Linked DNA regions of Mus musculus: region 1 is linked to region 2. Evidence: chromatin contacts called from ENCODE Hi-C or POLR2A ChIA-PET data. All regions are on one chromosome and are shown on one strand. The core of a region is the stretch at or near the end of the contact, and the rest is flanking DNA. Distances in the headings are between cores, read along the strand shown.

Region 1 (6,980 bases), core at 2,934-5,433, 41 kb after region 2:
CAGAGGCAGGCAAATCTCTGAGCTCCAGCCCAGCCAGGGATCCCTGGTCAGACCTGGTCTCAAAACCAAGCAAACCTCCTCCTGGCCAGGAGAACAGCAGATGCCACCTCCTGACCTGGCCACCGTTCTCTTGAGCAGAGAGCACAGTCCTTGGTAAACATCTGCTTTCTCATTTCTGGTAAACCAGACCAGGAGGTAGAACTTTTATTAAGTCCAGAGAGAAGTCACCTGCCCAGTGCCACACAGCAATCACGTGGCCTCTCTGGGATTTGATCTTAGTTTGTCAGACCAAGGAGCCCAGGGGCCTTGGCTGTGCTCAGCACCAACTCCACTCGCCTTATTCTTCCTATTTTCCATCTGGGGTCAGGCACAGTCTACTGTTGAGAGAGCCGAAGGCACTGCAGGGTCCGAGAGAAGTAAGGGGGCAGGGGTGCCAGAAGTTCACTAGGGGGGTCCCTGGATCCGGTGCCTGGGAGGAGGAGGCGGTGAAGGTGCAGGTGCAAAGGCATCTGGGCCACTTGGGAAGGACTTAGGCGGAGGTGTCTGAGCAGGGCTTCATCCAGGACCTGGGATGGGAAAGACGGTGGCCATCTAAGTTCTAGCCAGAGGGAGCATTCCGCTCTCATGGACACGGAGGGAGACCGGCAGGACCTCCCTGATCTGTAACTGCAGTAATGTTTTTTTTTCTACAGACAGGCAGAGTTTTCTTCAGCTTCTTTTGTGTTTAGTGAAGCCATGTGATTAAGCCTCTGGCCAATGGGATGTGAGAAGTGGTACACAGACCTGGTCCTCAAAGCCCCAACTCATACAAACCTCCAGTCTCCCCTTCTGGCCAGAAAGCAATAGTCTTAGTCCCAAGTGGCTGCCTAGAGCCAGGCCCACTTCTGCTGCACTCCCATTCACTGGACTCAACACGAGGAAGAAATGATGCACAAACGCTCGAAAGGATGGTGGAACGTGAGGACCTGTAATGTCAGCTTCCACCACCTCCAGCTCATGGACAAGAGGCCTGAGCCATGCAGCAACCGCAGGGACACAGGTGGCCCTAGACACCAAGCCAGCTGCCTCCTAGTCTAAATGTGCATGATATCTGGGAGACACAGTTCCCCCCAAACCCACAGAGAGCAGGCATATGGGACAGGGGACCTACCTGTCTCTGGGGCTTGGTGGTCTCGGCTGGCCACAGAAAGCGCTGGCCCAGAACGGTGCCCACACGAGCAGCATAAGTGTGGTCCCCAAGAATTGGACAGAGCTGTAGAGCCATGTGTACCTGCAGCTGATTGGGGAAGACTGAAAAGGTGGGTGGGTGGGGGGGAGGTTGGGAGGCAGTTGCTTGTCCTGGCTGTGCAGTACTGCCCCCATCCCTAGAAGTAAGATGAAATGACCTCGGCCTCCAGAGAGGATCATGAGAAGGTAAGAGCAATGGCAGCTGGCAACCTGCCCAGCCTGAGGGTTCAACCCTACGCAACTGAAGCAATAAGGATGTGTGCTGAGTGCCAGATTGTGGGTGTGCACCTAAAACTGCTGCCTCCCGCTGAGCCCATTCACATACCCCTGGGGTCCACCACATGCTCCCTGACTGTTGTCAAGCACTGTCTTCCTCACGGGTCTCATAACCCGCAGCAGACCCACCTGTCAGTGGCTGCAGCTGGACCAGGGCACAGCCACGGCCTGTGGCCATCACATGGAAACGGCTGAGGGTCCTTTTGACACCTTCCTGGATGTCCTTTCGAGATGGGGACATCACTGGGACTGCCTAGGGTACCAGTCAAGAATGACTTAACACATCCCTAGGACTTTGTTGAGCACCACCCCCCACCCCCTGCTGCCAGTTGCCAGTTGATGTAGGACAGGGCCTCCACAATGGCAGCAGCCATTTGCCTGTTAGGAGACAGCAAAACTAGCCACCCCAGGTGCACAGCCTGGACTCCTCTGTAAGGCAAAAACCGAAGGGACACCACTTCCCTGGTGGTCTCTGACTTACAAGATCAACGTCATTCATTTGTTCCATCTTCAGAGGCATGCAGACTGTCCCCTCTGAAGGCTCAGGGATGCCATCAGTGACAGCACTAAGAAAGGGAAAGGAGGTCTCAGAGCAGCCTGGTGGGACCTTCCCTCAGTCCTGGGAGTGACCCTGCACCTCTCACCAGTAGGTGGCTGTGGGTCTCTGTGCTCTCCTTGAGTGGATAAAGAACTTCTGCAGGCGGCTTGCTGTCTGGGGACAGCTGGAGAGGAGCACAAGTCCGGAGGCCTCCCTGGAAGAAGGGGACAAATCACATAAAGCCTCTTGGTCTTGAAAACGAGCTCTAGATGGCTGCTCTTGCAGAGGACCAGCATTGAGCACCCGCATGGTGGCTCACAACTATCTGCGATTCCAATTCGAGATCAGATGCCGCCTTCTGGCCTCTGAGGGCACCAGATACACACTGTGGTGCATAGACATACATGCAGGCTAAACACACTATACACAATAAGGATAACCCCCATCCCCAACTAAAGGCTGGACAGAAACACCAGGACTAGAATCCAGACCTGAGAAACAAGTCATAAGGCCTTTTCTCTCTCCCTCAAGAGAGAGAGCCGAATGCGCTAAGAGTTAACACCAATGTCCAGGGCCTACCATGTATCAGGCATTTGAATAAGACTTTTACTTACAGTGGGTGTAACATACACCCCACACTATCACTTACTTCCCAGGTGCTCGCACAACCTGGAGCTCCTGGTGTTCGAGCCCCAGGGCCTGGCTCAGCTGCGGCAGCACAGATAGCAGCGTCAGCTCTCCTGGTCTCCCTGGGAGGGAAGAGGACAAGCTGCCAGCGTGCCATCCAACCATCTCTACCCCAGCCTTGCCCTCCTCCCTGCCCATGCCCATACCTGTCACAGGCAGACCCTGTGGCTTGTTCAGTGTCACCAGAGGTCCTGAAACAGTTCATGGATGTCAGCAAAAGCAGGGAAGCATGTCTGCATGCAGCCTCGGGGGTGGGGTTGGGGGTGGGGGTTATACAATCCAACCCCACTTTAAATAGCACTTCCTAATCCCTGTACCTCGGAGCCTTCATACCTGCAGTTCCAGGCTTCCATTCCCATTGGCTCCAACATACCTCAGTATAATGTGTGCCCCTCCTACAGTCCTTGACTGTTGCGGGTGGAGGGGGGCTCAAACACCAAGTCAGCCTCAAATTCACTACACAGCTAAGTCTGGTCCTGAACTCCTGATTCTCCTTGCCTCTACCTCCCAAGTTCTGGAATTACAAGTGTGGTTACCACGCCAGCAGCGATTGCTCAGTAATTCTCACATTAGGACGCTGGATCTCGCAAGGCAGGGGCCATATTTATCCCAGAACTGTGAAGCCCCTCACTGCTACATGAACATACAGTCGTGAAGCAACATGTGGGTGCTGACTGCTGGTCCTCTCTGCAAGAGCAGCCATCTAGCCCTCTTATGAAACCAAGAGGCATGCCGCTTACAGAGGCCAGCTATAACTAACCCCAAAGCTTTTTCTGATAGTTAACTTCTGTTACAGCTGCTCTCAGAACACAGGGAGGAGTGAGGTATACACCTCTCCTCGTGATGGTGAGGCTAGGAAGAATGTGACTGCTGGCCTGGCTCCTGCAGCAACAGGGGAGGCACAGGAGCAGCAGGCTCCCCTCACCTTTCTGATCCACCACAGCTGCCCTCAGGACATGAGCCAGCTCCTCCAGGCCGAGGTTCTCCGTCCTCAGCAGCCCCGGGAAGGGCTGGTCCTCGACTAGGTCCTTGTGCTTGCTGGAGCGGTGAGGTTGAGACGGACGCCTGAGAAACATGGTAGAAGCCTGTACCTCCCTCCCTTGCTCACCCTGCCTAGTCCAGCCTCTTCTTAGAACTCCCGGGCTCAGCAGACAGGAGTCCACCTACCCCCCAAGACTTTACCAAAGAGGCACCAAGGCTCAAAGGTCCAATGACCTAGTGCCGGGTCTCACAACATAGTCCGGCTTAGAACCAAGTACTGATCTGAATTTCATGCCTGCCCTCTCCTTGATCTAGTCTCTCCCCATACACGGAAGTGGAGTGTTATAATCACCGGGCCTCGGTGCCGAAGCCGGCATCCCTCTGCCGTGCGCAAGACCCCAGCTCCGGCCGCCAGATCATAGAGACATAACGCAAAACTCTCAGGGCTCCCATTGCCGGGGACCAAGCACAGTACGCATGCGTGTCCACGGACAGCTCAACCCCACCTCCCGTACATCCTCCGTGCGTAGATTGGTCAGGCAGGCTGTCAATCAAGGCAGAGGGCGCTCAGACGAGCGAGAATCCGGGCTTTGCCTCCCCTGTAGAAGAAAAAGTGCCATTTAGGGTTCTGGCTTTTGGGAAAACTGAGGCACGAGGCGGGTTATTTACTCAAAGTAGAGGACGTGTCTTAGAATAAAAAGGGTCGAGAAGACTGTCGTTTCAATTTTGGGGAACCTTAATCTGAAACCCTCCCTTGTAAAACCGAGGGAGAAGAAAGGTGAAGACCGGTATGCAGCCTTTCGGTCAGTACACCTGTCTGAAATTGTAACAGCCTGTGACATAAAAGGTCCCAAAGCTGTGGCTCAGGTGGTAGAGAGGCTACACAAGGTCCTGGGTTCAATTCCCAGCACCGTGTATGTAGGTCACAAAGAACAAGATCACAGATACTGGGTTGGAGACCAGCCTGGGAGATGCGCAAGGCCCCTCTATGAAAAGAAAATCAAGGTAGGCTGGGTGTGGTGGCGCATGCCTGGAACAGAGGCAAGTAGTTAGCTGAGTTTGAGACAAGCCTGGTCTACACAAAGAAAACCAGTCTAAAAAGAAAAAGAAAGAAAAAGAAACGAAAGCTGTGAGTTCCACCCTGGCCAGTATGTCTCAAAAACAAAATACACGGGCGTAAAATGAAACAAAATGGAGACTGGTTAAGATTGCCTGTTGTTGCCGGGCATGGTGGTGCACGCCTTTAATCCCAGCACTCAGGATGCAGAGGCAGGCGGATTTCTGAGTTCGAGGCCAGCCTGGGCTACAAAATGAGTTCCAGGACAGTCAGAGCTATACAGAGAAACCCTGTCTCAAAAAAACAAAACAAAACAGAACAAACAACAGGATTGCCTGTTGTTTTCAGCACCCACAGCCTTGGACTCAAAACCTCCTTTAACACCTGTCCAAACACACAGACATATGTACATAATTAGCAATAAAATAGACCAGACCTTTAATTCCAGTATCGGTCTACATAACCCTGTCTCAAAAAAAAATACAAAAGATAGTAACAATTTTATGCGCATAATAAAAACAGTGAAATAGAAATAATGACTGAAAATAAAAAGAAAGTCTCTTTTTGTTTGTTTGTTTTGTTTTTCGAGACAGGGTTTCTCTGTATATCCCTGGCTGTTCTGGAACTCACTTTGTAGACCAGATTAGACTGGCTTCGAACTCAGAAATCCGCCTGCCTCTGCCTCCCAAGTGCTGGGATTAAAGGCATGTGCCACCAGGCCTGGCGAAAGTGTCTCTTTTTAAAAAGCAGTGGGGTATAGTGGCACACACCTTTAATCCCACCACCGAGGCAAGAGCAAGAGGATCTGTCACCAAGCTCCCAGGCCTGAGAGCCTTCCTGAAAGGACTCCAGTACTAGCCTGTGGATTCTGGTGGGGGAATCAGAGGGGTGCGATGCTCCTTCCCTCCCTTCATTTAGAGGGGGAGGCTGCCTCCTGCACAGCTCTCACCCCAGGTGTGACCTCCCAAGTTCAGCTGGGAGAAAGTTAACCTCCAAATTCATATCAATGGTATTTGGAGACCAGCGTGATTAGTGTTAGACAAGAATGTGAAGGGGGTGTTCCCCATGATGGCTTAGCTTTCTAGGGAGGAGAGGAGAGAAAAGAAACCCTCTCCCTCAATGTGGGTCTGCTCCCTCCATGTTAGGGTGCACCAGAAAGGGCCCTACATATGCTAGGTACATGCTGGCTTCATGTTCTTGGACTCTGCAGCCTCTAGAACAGTGACCCAGACAAACTCTGCGTGTGTGTATTTTCTTTTTATTTACATGTAAGTGTCTGTCTGTCTGTAAGTATATGCCACATGTATACAAGTGCCCCAAAAGGCCGAAAAAGGACATTGGATCCTCCAGAACTGGTGCTATGGGCAGTCGTGAGCTTCCCACGGGCACTGAGAATGGAACTCAGCAGCAAGTGTCCTCAAACCAAGTCATGTCCCCCACCCAACAAAGATAAGCATGTTATCAACTTTCCGAGATGGTGGTTTGCTATCCTTCCTTCATCGCGGCTGACGGATCTCCCCACACTTGCTAGGCAAGCTCGCTATGACCGAGCTGCAGACTGGGTTCAGGTGTTTTGTTATAGCAATGGAAAACAGACGTAGGTGGAAGGCATAATGACTGTGAGGATGTGCAGCCAGCCCTGACTGGTGGCACTGTGGTGTTCCAGAGATGAACTGAGCTCACTATCCCAGTCTTCCAAGCACTCAGACCTGAGCGACCATTCACACACATCCCCTGTGATGACTAAAGAAACATAATATGGAGCCAGGCATCCGGTAAAGGCCACGGACCTGTTGCTCTGGAATGCCTGGGAGATCCTGGTGGCCTGCGGGGGAGGTGTCTTTGCATCTGTAAAACCTGCAACTTGGGAAAGGGATGGCGTGGTCTTTTATTACTATGTAGCAGGAAAGTAAGGAACAGCTGAGGGAAGTGAAACATTCTCCGGCCCAGCTGTGGCTTCCATCGGCAGTTGTTTTGCACACCTTTCTGACGTCTACCTTAAAACCCCACCCTAGCCAGGCGTGGTGGCTCAAGCCTTTAATCCCAGCACTCGGGAGGCAGAGGCAGGCAGATTTCTGAGTTCAAGGCCAGCCTGGTCTACAAAGTGAGTTCCAGGACAGCCAGGGCGATACAGAGAAACCCTGTCTGGAAAAAACAAAAAAAAAACAAAAACCAAAAAAAGGTAACTGACGAAGATGAGCAATTATTTTTCTT
Region 2 (7,246 bases), core at 1,626-4,125:
TATCCTGCCAGTCAGTAAGGATCTGAAACACACAAAGACAACCCCTGAGACGGAGAGAAGAGACAGGGCACTTCTTTCCCCGCCATGGATAACTGAGATCTAGAATTTGAGGTTATTAAGCAAACTACTCATATTTCAAAATGCCTGTTCTTCTCTGTGATTTTCTCACATGAATTTAACCGGAGGTCTACATTCTGATTCACTTCTGCTGCCGCCCAAGCTAGTCACAAACGGTTTGGCATGGTAGTCCTGGGGAAATCTGCTGCTGCTGGGTTTTTTGGTGGTGGTGAACAAGACTCCCAGCTAACCTTTATGTCACACTCCAAGGCACCCGGTGGTTCTGTCTATGCAACTGACTGTATCACAGTGCATCTCAGAAAGTTCCCAGGCAACTTCAGGGGCCACACGTGGGCGGTGTCCACCTACAGTCGGATAGCATCCTTGGCTAACGGTAAGCTGAACTGAGAGCTAACTATTCTGTCATGATTCCCATGTGGGTCTCTCTTCCCATCCATCCCTGGGCCTCAGCAGAGAGGGAACCTAAGGATCCATCCCATAACTTGACACAATGTCTCTAGTGGATGCCCCCCATGGACAATCACCTGGGTTTCAGCTTCCAGTACACGCAGTCTCCGGCTTGCAGAGGACAGCAGAGTCTCAAGCTCCAGCTGCAGGGTGTCCAGCTCCTCAATGCCAATGCCATCGTCCTCGGAGCGGGCCAGCACTGCCGTGTAGCGGGGACAGACCTTCAGGTGGTCCACAGACTTGAAGTCATGAAACTGCAGTGGACAGTCCTTCAGCTCGCTCATGGCCCAGGAGGTGGGACCCTGTAAAATTAGAGGGGAGAAGGCCATTGGATAGGAGACAAAGTAGCATGGGGAGAGAGACCCAACAGAGCCCTGACTGTACCCCAAGCTAGGTTGACTTCACTGAATTATGCACATAACCTTAAAAGGGGGGCCTTTTGCCATGCTTTTCATTCATTCATTCATTCATTCATTCATTCAACATAATTTCTCTGTATAACAACTCTGGCTGGCCTGGAATGAACTCTATAGACCAGGCTGGCCTTCAATTCAGAGATCACCTGCCTCTACTGGGATTAAAGGCGTGTGCCACCACTGCCTGGTTTCTTTCTTTTGACAAAGAAAGGAAAAAGACTCCAGAAGAGTATGTACACATGCCTAGACTCCTAACTGCAATTTATTGTCTTTTTTTGTTTTGGTAGCACTGAAGGGTCTCACACATCTCCAGACCCTACCTCACCCCCATTTTGGGGTGGGGGAGACAAAAATCTCATTATGTAGTCTTGAGTGGCCTGATACTCATTTGCTACATAGATCAGGATTCATAGAGCTCCCCCTCCCGACCCCCACCCCAGAAAGCACCTGCCTCTGAGTGCTGGGATAAAGATATGCACTCAGGTTGGTCTCAAACTAGCTATGTAGCCAAGGTTTTGTCTCCACCTCCCAAGAGATGGAATTTTAGGCATGTACCACACCTGATTTATACAAGCGCTTGTTCATTCTAGGCACAAATTCTCCAAACTTAATTATGTTACAGTTACATCCAGCCCCCCCCCCCTTTCATGAATTCCAGGCCTTGAACTTATGATCCACCTGCTTTAGCCTCCCAAGTCACTAGGTGTACAAACCTGCATGATTAGGCCGGCCTCCTAGTTGCAATTTGAACCGCAGAAGTCTGGAATCTGCAGCATTAAGGAAGAGGAGATACTAGTGTGCCCTGTCTTCCTATGTCCTCTGTTTCCCTACGTTGGGTCGTTTCTAGCATTCTATTTGACAGGGTTCTCCCTGCCTCCTCTTGTCTCACTCCATTCCACCTCTGCACCTTCTCTGTGTCCCTGGCTAGTTTGGAACACAGGCTGGTCAGGTGAACAGAACTAAGTTCCAGCCCATTTTCTTATGTGCGTTTCTAAACATGTTATTTAACCTGAATCTCCGGTTTTTGTTTGTTTGTTTGTTTGTTTTTCTTTTTTCCAGGACAAAAGATGATGCCTCAGTCTATTTCCCCATTAAGAAGTATAAATCTGTAAAATGGGGGCATCGAGAATTACCTACCTCCCTGGAATGTTCTGAGGATTAAGAGGTGATGCTCGTCAAGTGCCCAGTTCAGTGCCTGGCACAGAAGTGGGACTGCTTAATGGCTGGCTCCACCTGTGTGTCGCCCCAAGATCCCGCCTCCAGGGTCCTCGTCCTCTAGGGAGCCCCTAACACAACCCCCGCCTCTCCTACCTCCTCTCTGCGGCCTCCTACAGGCCCTGGGCCGCAGGAGGGGGCGGGGAGTTCAGGGCGATCGGAGCAACTGCTCCGGAACTGGCTATGGGCGGGCCCCCTGCAGTTGACGCGAGGGCGGGGACGGCCAGCCCAAGGTGGCCTGTAGGGCCGGGGTGGGGGTGGGGGTCTAAGGCCACCTACGAATCTCCGGGAGGTGGAATGCTAGGCCTGAGGAGTCCCGGGCTAGGAAGCAGCCCGGGGCTGGGGTGGGGCCCAGAGCCCAAATCTCAAGGGACTGGCTACCCGGCCGAACCCTACGGTTGCAAATGGGAGGAGCCCGGAGAGGATAGGGGAGCACCACCGGAAGAAACGTTTCTCCGGTTCGGCCTGTCCTAATTTGGTGCCCAACCTGAGGTCGGGCTGTACTATTGTCACACGGGGGGAGGCTACAACCAAAGCGACAAGCACTAAAGGCGCTGGCGGAATATGTGTAGCGATCCAAGGGGACTCGACCGCTACTGTCTCATAGCAGGTCTTCTACAAGTCCCAGAGGTCCCAGTGTGAAATCGCCCCGGAGATCTGAATATCTCTCGGCTCTCCCTCCCCGGTCCTACCCGAGATGGTCCAGCCCGGAAGTGCTGTCGGAGACTGCGGCTGCGCCTCTCTCGAAAGGGCAGGCGTCGCGGGTCCGGGCACTTCCGCACTTCCGCTTTCCGGCCCAGACAGCGCCCGCGATGGTGAGAGACCAGGGGTTGGGGTCCTCCCTGTGTTTTGCCTGTAGAGGCTGTGGGTCTGGGGGAGATGCTGCTTGCCGCTAGGGCTTGCGGCCCGAGGTTGCCCCGGGATGAGGAGGCACGGGGAGGATGGAGAGGCAAAGGGTGGGGCGAGGGCCGAGGCGAGGAGGAAGGGGCGAGCCAGGAGGCTCTCTGAGCAAGAGCAGGCCCGGAAGCTTCCAGGTTGGGAATCCCGGGCTAGAATGACCTCTCCCCGATGTTCGGAGGGGGCAGGAGACCGGGCTGCGAAGCCCGTGGTGGTGGCTTGCAGCTGAGGTAGGACCGCTCTGCGGGGCCTCCTCTCCGTCCACGGTAGAGGTTGGCTAAGTACAACCCCCTGTCCCTGCCTGCCTTCGCGGTCTCACGGGACCTCGAGGCAAGTGTCCACTTCATCTTCTTACTTCTTGGCGCTTCCTGGAAGCCTTGCCTTCCAGCTCCCAATGAAGGTTCTGTGTTGCTTGCCTGCATTCAGACTCCTTCCTAGATGTGCAGAACCGTGTTGACCTTAACGTGTGTAAATGTTGATGGCCGCTGGTCCTCCTCTTTCATGCTCGGGTTTGGGATCTGTGGGTGCTCCGTGCAGTTGTTCTCCGAAAGGTCCCAGGCTTCCCACTACTTTCTCTGGTCAGCCCTTGACGACCTGAGTTCTAAAGGCTGGACTGCTTGTTGCACGCCCGGGAATGCTCTCAGGGAAGAGACTTTGAAATTAGACCCTCTTTTTCAAAAGTCACTTTTTAAAGCTTGCTCCAGTGTTAGTCCTAACTGGTTTCATTCCTTAGCGTGAAAGCCATTTCCTGCTGACTGAGTTTTGACTTTGCGTTTTTAAGCATTCAAGTTTATTGTACAATTTCTTCAAGCCACTAAAGGGTAACTATCACAGGGCTGGTCATCTAAAATTTAGTTTTCTTTCAATGAACCTTGACAAAATAATCAGGTAGCCACAATCGAGGTAGAGAAAAGAATATTCTATCACTTTCCCAACGGTACTTGTCACCGCACACAACTAATTTTGCCTTTCCGGTTTTGCCTCTTCTTGGTTGACATAAGAGAATGCTGTGGTATGGAGCTAGAACCCACTGCTGAACTACATGACAGCTGTTTTTTAGCCTTTATCCCCTCTGTCTGATGTTTGTCTGTCCGTGATCCTGTGCTTGTCTCCGCTGCCCCACGCAGCCTGTGCCTCTTCTCTGCCACAAGTCTCACTTCCTTCTCCATCCCGTCCTCCAGAGAGCCTCTGTGCAGCGGTAGCCCTGTAACTTCCTTCTCAGAAAGTCCCAATGCTTCCTGCTACATTGAGAGAAAAACTCAGTGGAAAGCATTCTAGACTGTCTAGGGTTTTATCCCAGCCTGCCATTGCAGCCTGATCTGTGCAATTTAAAGCAGTTTTCACATACAGAAACCTTGCACTCGTTACCAGTTTGGAAAGTCTTAATGCTCTTGTGTAAATCTAGCCCTGCTTAAGTTAGTTCATTTGTTCATTTACTCTCCAGAAAATTGGTTTGACCTGATGTATAGGAGGTGCTGGGCTAGATACAACCTGACAACTGAATAGAAGTTGATGTCTGTAGACCACGAGAATTACAAACTGGTGAAGGAAAAATTTATTCCTAACGTTCTGTTGTGAATTTTATGTAAAGTGAACATACCATAAACTGTAAGAAATGCATTGAGGGGGAAGTCAAAAAGGCCACTTTGAGGAAGGAAGGGGCCTTCTCCACTGAGCTGAGCTCTGAGAGGCTGAGCTAAGCTGCGGGGAGGAAGGGCTGCAGGTGATGGATGCTCCAGCATGTGATAAGCCCTGGGGGGAGAGAAGCCTTGCCCGAGATAATGTAGCTGGTCATTGTAGCTGACCTTGTCCACTGAGAATGGACAGCTTTTACTTTTTCTCATTGTAGAACCGTCCTGATCCTGTATCTGGTCAAAACCAGTTTCTTTAGACAGTCTAGATTATTTTTAAGACTAGCTAGTTTTATATGTTGCCCTCTGTTAGCCCTTGTGATTCTCGCCCAGTTGAGCTGTTTGAGGGTAGAAGAGAGATCACTTCTGAATTCCCAGCAAGTTCAGGACATGGATTGATACACTTGTCAGTGCAGTCAGCAGATAGGGATATGGCTCCTTCTAGATCATCAGCCTTACCTAGCTCTGGCACTGGTGATGCTGTGTAATTCTGTTGTGCATGCCAGGATATTGCAGCATGTCTTGCCTGTGTGCACTTATATCTGTAGTATCCCTGTCCCCAGGCTATGACAGTCAACTATTTCTTCAAACTTTGTGAGATGCCAAGCTGGATTATCTGCTGCTGGGAACCACTCGAGATTTTGAGTGGACTGCATCTTGAAGACTGGCTGTAGTCTGTTCTGTGTGACAGCCCTGCAGGAAGCCTTCGGTACTGCCTGTTGTGTAGGAGCTGCAGTGAGGGACTGGCTTTGCTTGGCTGAGGCAGACTCTGACCCTTCCTGTGTCTTGGGTTTATTCCTGCAGACTGCCACTCTCCGCCCCTACCTTAGTGCCGTGCGGGCCACGCTGCAGGCTGCTCTCTGCCTGGAGAACTTCTCCTCCCAGGTCGTGGAACGACACAACAAGCCAGAGGTCGAAGTCAGGTAGGGAACGAGGTCAGAGTGGGGCCGAGAAGAACATCCCCCAAGAATAAGCCCTGCCCAAGGGGGCCAGGGATCTATGCTTTTGCACTGTCAGGCTACCTTGAGTGACATTGGTCTTGTTGCCAGATGAATAGTTCCTCCTGATTTGGTTAATTCCAAAGCAGGGTCATAGGGCTCCCATTCAGAACCTATGGGAGACCTACCCCAGAGTGTGACCTTTAGAGCAGAGCTCTGGGGACGTGTCTCCAAAAGCGTGACAGCCACCGGCAGCCCCAGAAGGTCACAGGATTTAGATCCCAGAGATGATGCCGCTAAACTTTATTAATGTAAGGATCGAGACTTTTTTTTACTTTTGATCTTTAATATGTCTGACAACTTAGACCTTTTTACACTCCATATTTTGAAAGCAGTCTTCTCTTGACTGGTTTTTATTTCATAAATAAGTATTCTTCCTCTTTGAAATTTCACCTGGCAAGGAGATGATAGAACACTGCTAATCCCAGCACATGGGAGGCTGAGGCAATAGAATCACAGGGACAGGGCTAGCCTCAGCTACACAGTGGATCCTCTCTCAAGAAACCAAAAGCTGCAGCGGGGGTAAATCTGCGGTGTACATAGTTGTGATAAGCCACGCCCCCACATTAGATGATAAAGGTAGTAAACCCAGGTCCTTGGGACAGGCTAGGCACACACTTTACAACTGAACCGTATCTCCAACTCCAATGTAATTTATATGACTCAAACTATTGTAGCGTTAGGATGGACTGCTGCCATTTGAGAGACATGGTATGCTGCGTGCTATTACTTGATATACATGGTTTTCACTGGACATTTTATTTATTTTTAAAGATTTATTATTATATGTAAGTACACTGTAGCTATCTTCAGATGCACCAGAAGAGGGCGGCAGATCTCATTACAGATGGTTGTGAGTCACCATGTGGTTGCTGGGATTTGAACTCAGGACCTTTGACAGAGCAGTCCGTGCTCTAACCGCTGAGCCATCTCTCCAGCCCCGCTGGGCATTCTCCAACAGTGACAGTTCATAGAGCACAGGTACCTTTAGAACTACACAGAGTCAATGGCACCAGCTTGATTCTCTGCCTCTGTGGTTTTAGGAGTAGCAAAGAACTGCTATTACAGCCTGTCACCATCAGCAGGAATGAGAAGGAAAAGGTTCTTATTGAAGGCTCCATCAACTCTGTCCGGGTCAGCATTGCTGTGAAGCAGGTGAGTCACCAGGGATCCCATTGGAATGAATGGTCAGAGAGCTAGATTCAGAGCCTGCTTCCAGGAATTCCCTTGGGATTATGGGCACTAGCAAACAGAGCCAAGCAAGGTGGCACATACCTATAATCCTAGCCCTTGGAAGGCTGAGACTGAGGAGGGACAGCCCAAGACCAGCCTGGGCTACTTGGTGAGTCCCTACCTAAAAAACAAAACAAAAAGTTGGTCAGTAGAAAATAATGCCAACAGCCCTTATCATAGGCCTGGCAAGGCCATGGGGGTCAGTTAGGTGTTGGAGCAGAGAAGGTTTCTAACAGGTGATGGCTGTGTGCTCTTAGGGCAGTTCCAGCACTGGTTTGATAGTCAGTTTCTGAAATTGCCACACAACACATGCATATACAGAATTCTCAAA

What was found. A loop is a pair of places that touch in the nucleus more often than their neighbours do. ChIA-PET counts read pairs that join two places held with the same protein, here RNA polymerase II (POLR2A).
Region 1: a loop to region 2 is called in a map of heart, with 3 times the contacts of the local background. The contact joins the promoter of Rpusd3 here to the promoter of Arpc4 in region 2. A Hi-C loop is called at or near these places in 2 of 37 maps with a recorded cell type or tissue (both heart). POLR2A ChIA-PET finds 5 or more read pairs at or near these places in 3 of 5 experiments (Patski and embryonic stem cell).

What each region holds. Positions count from the first base shown.
Region 1 is chr6:113,415,157-113,422,136 of GRCm38, forward strand. It overlaps Rpusd3 (RNA pseudouridylate synthase domain containing 3), which reads right to left and starts at 4,184. Exons shown (of 9, transcript NM_001033204.1): 1 at 4,062-4,184; 2 at 3,654-3,793; 3 at 2,875-2,919; 4 at 2,691-2,790; 5 at 2,148-2,255; 6 at 1,985-2,069; 7 at 1,633-1,756; 8 at 1,151-1,290; 9 at 163-566. The coding sequence starts at 4,162. The coding sequence ends at 375.
Region 2 is chr6:113,375,238-113,382,483 of GRCm38, forward strand. It overlaps Arpc4 (actin related protein 2/3 complex, subunit 4), which reads left to right and starts at 2,876. Exons shown (of 6, transcript NM_026552.3): 1 at 2,876-2,971; 2 at 5,489-5,607; 3 at 6,726-6,837. The coding sequence starts at 2,969. It overlaps Tada3 (transcriptional adaptor 3), which reads right to left and starts at 2,601. Exons shown (of 10, transcript NM_001372392.1): 1 at 2,079-2,601; 2 at 1,655-1,708; 3 at 603-827; 4 at 1-22. The coding sequence starts at 1,660.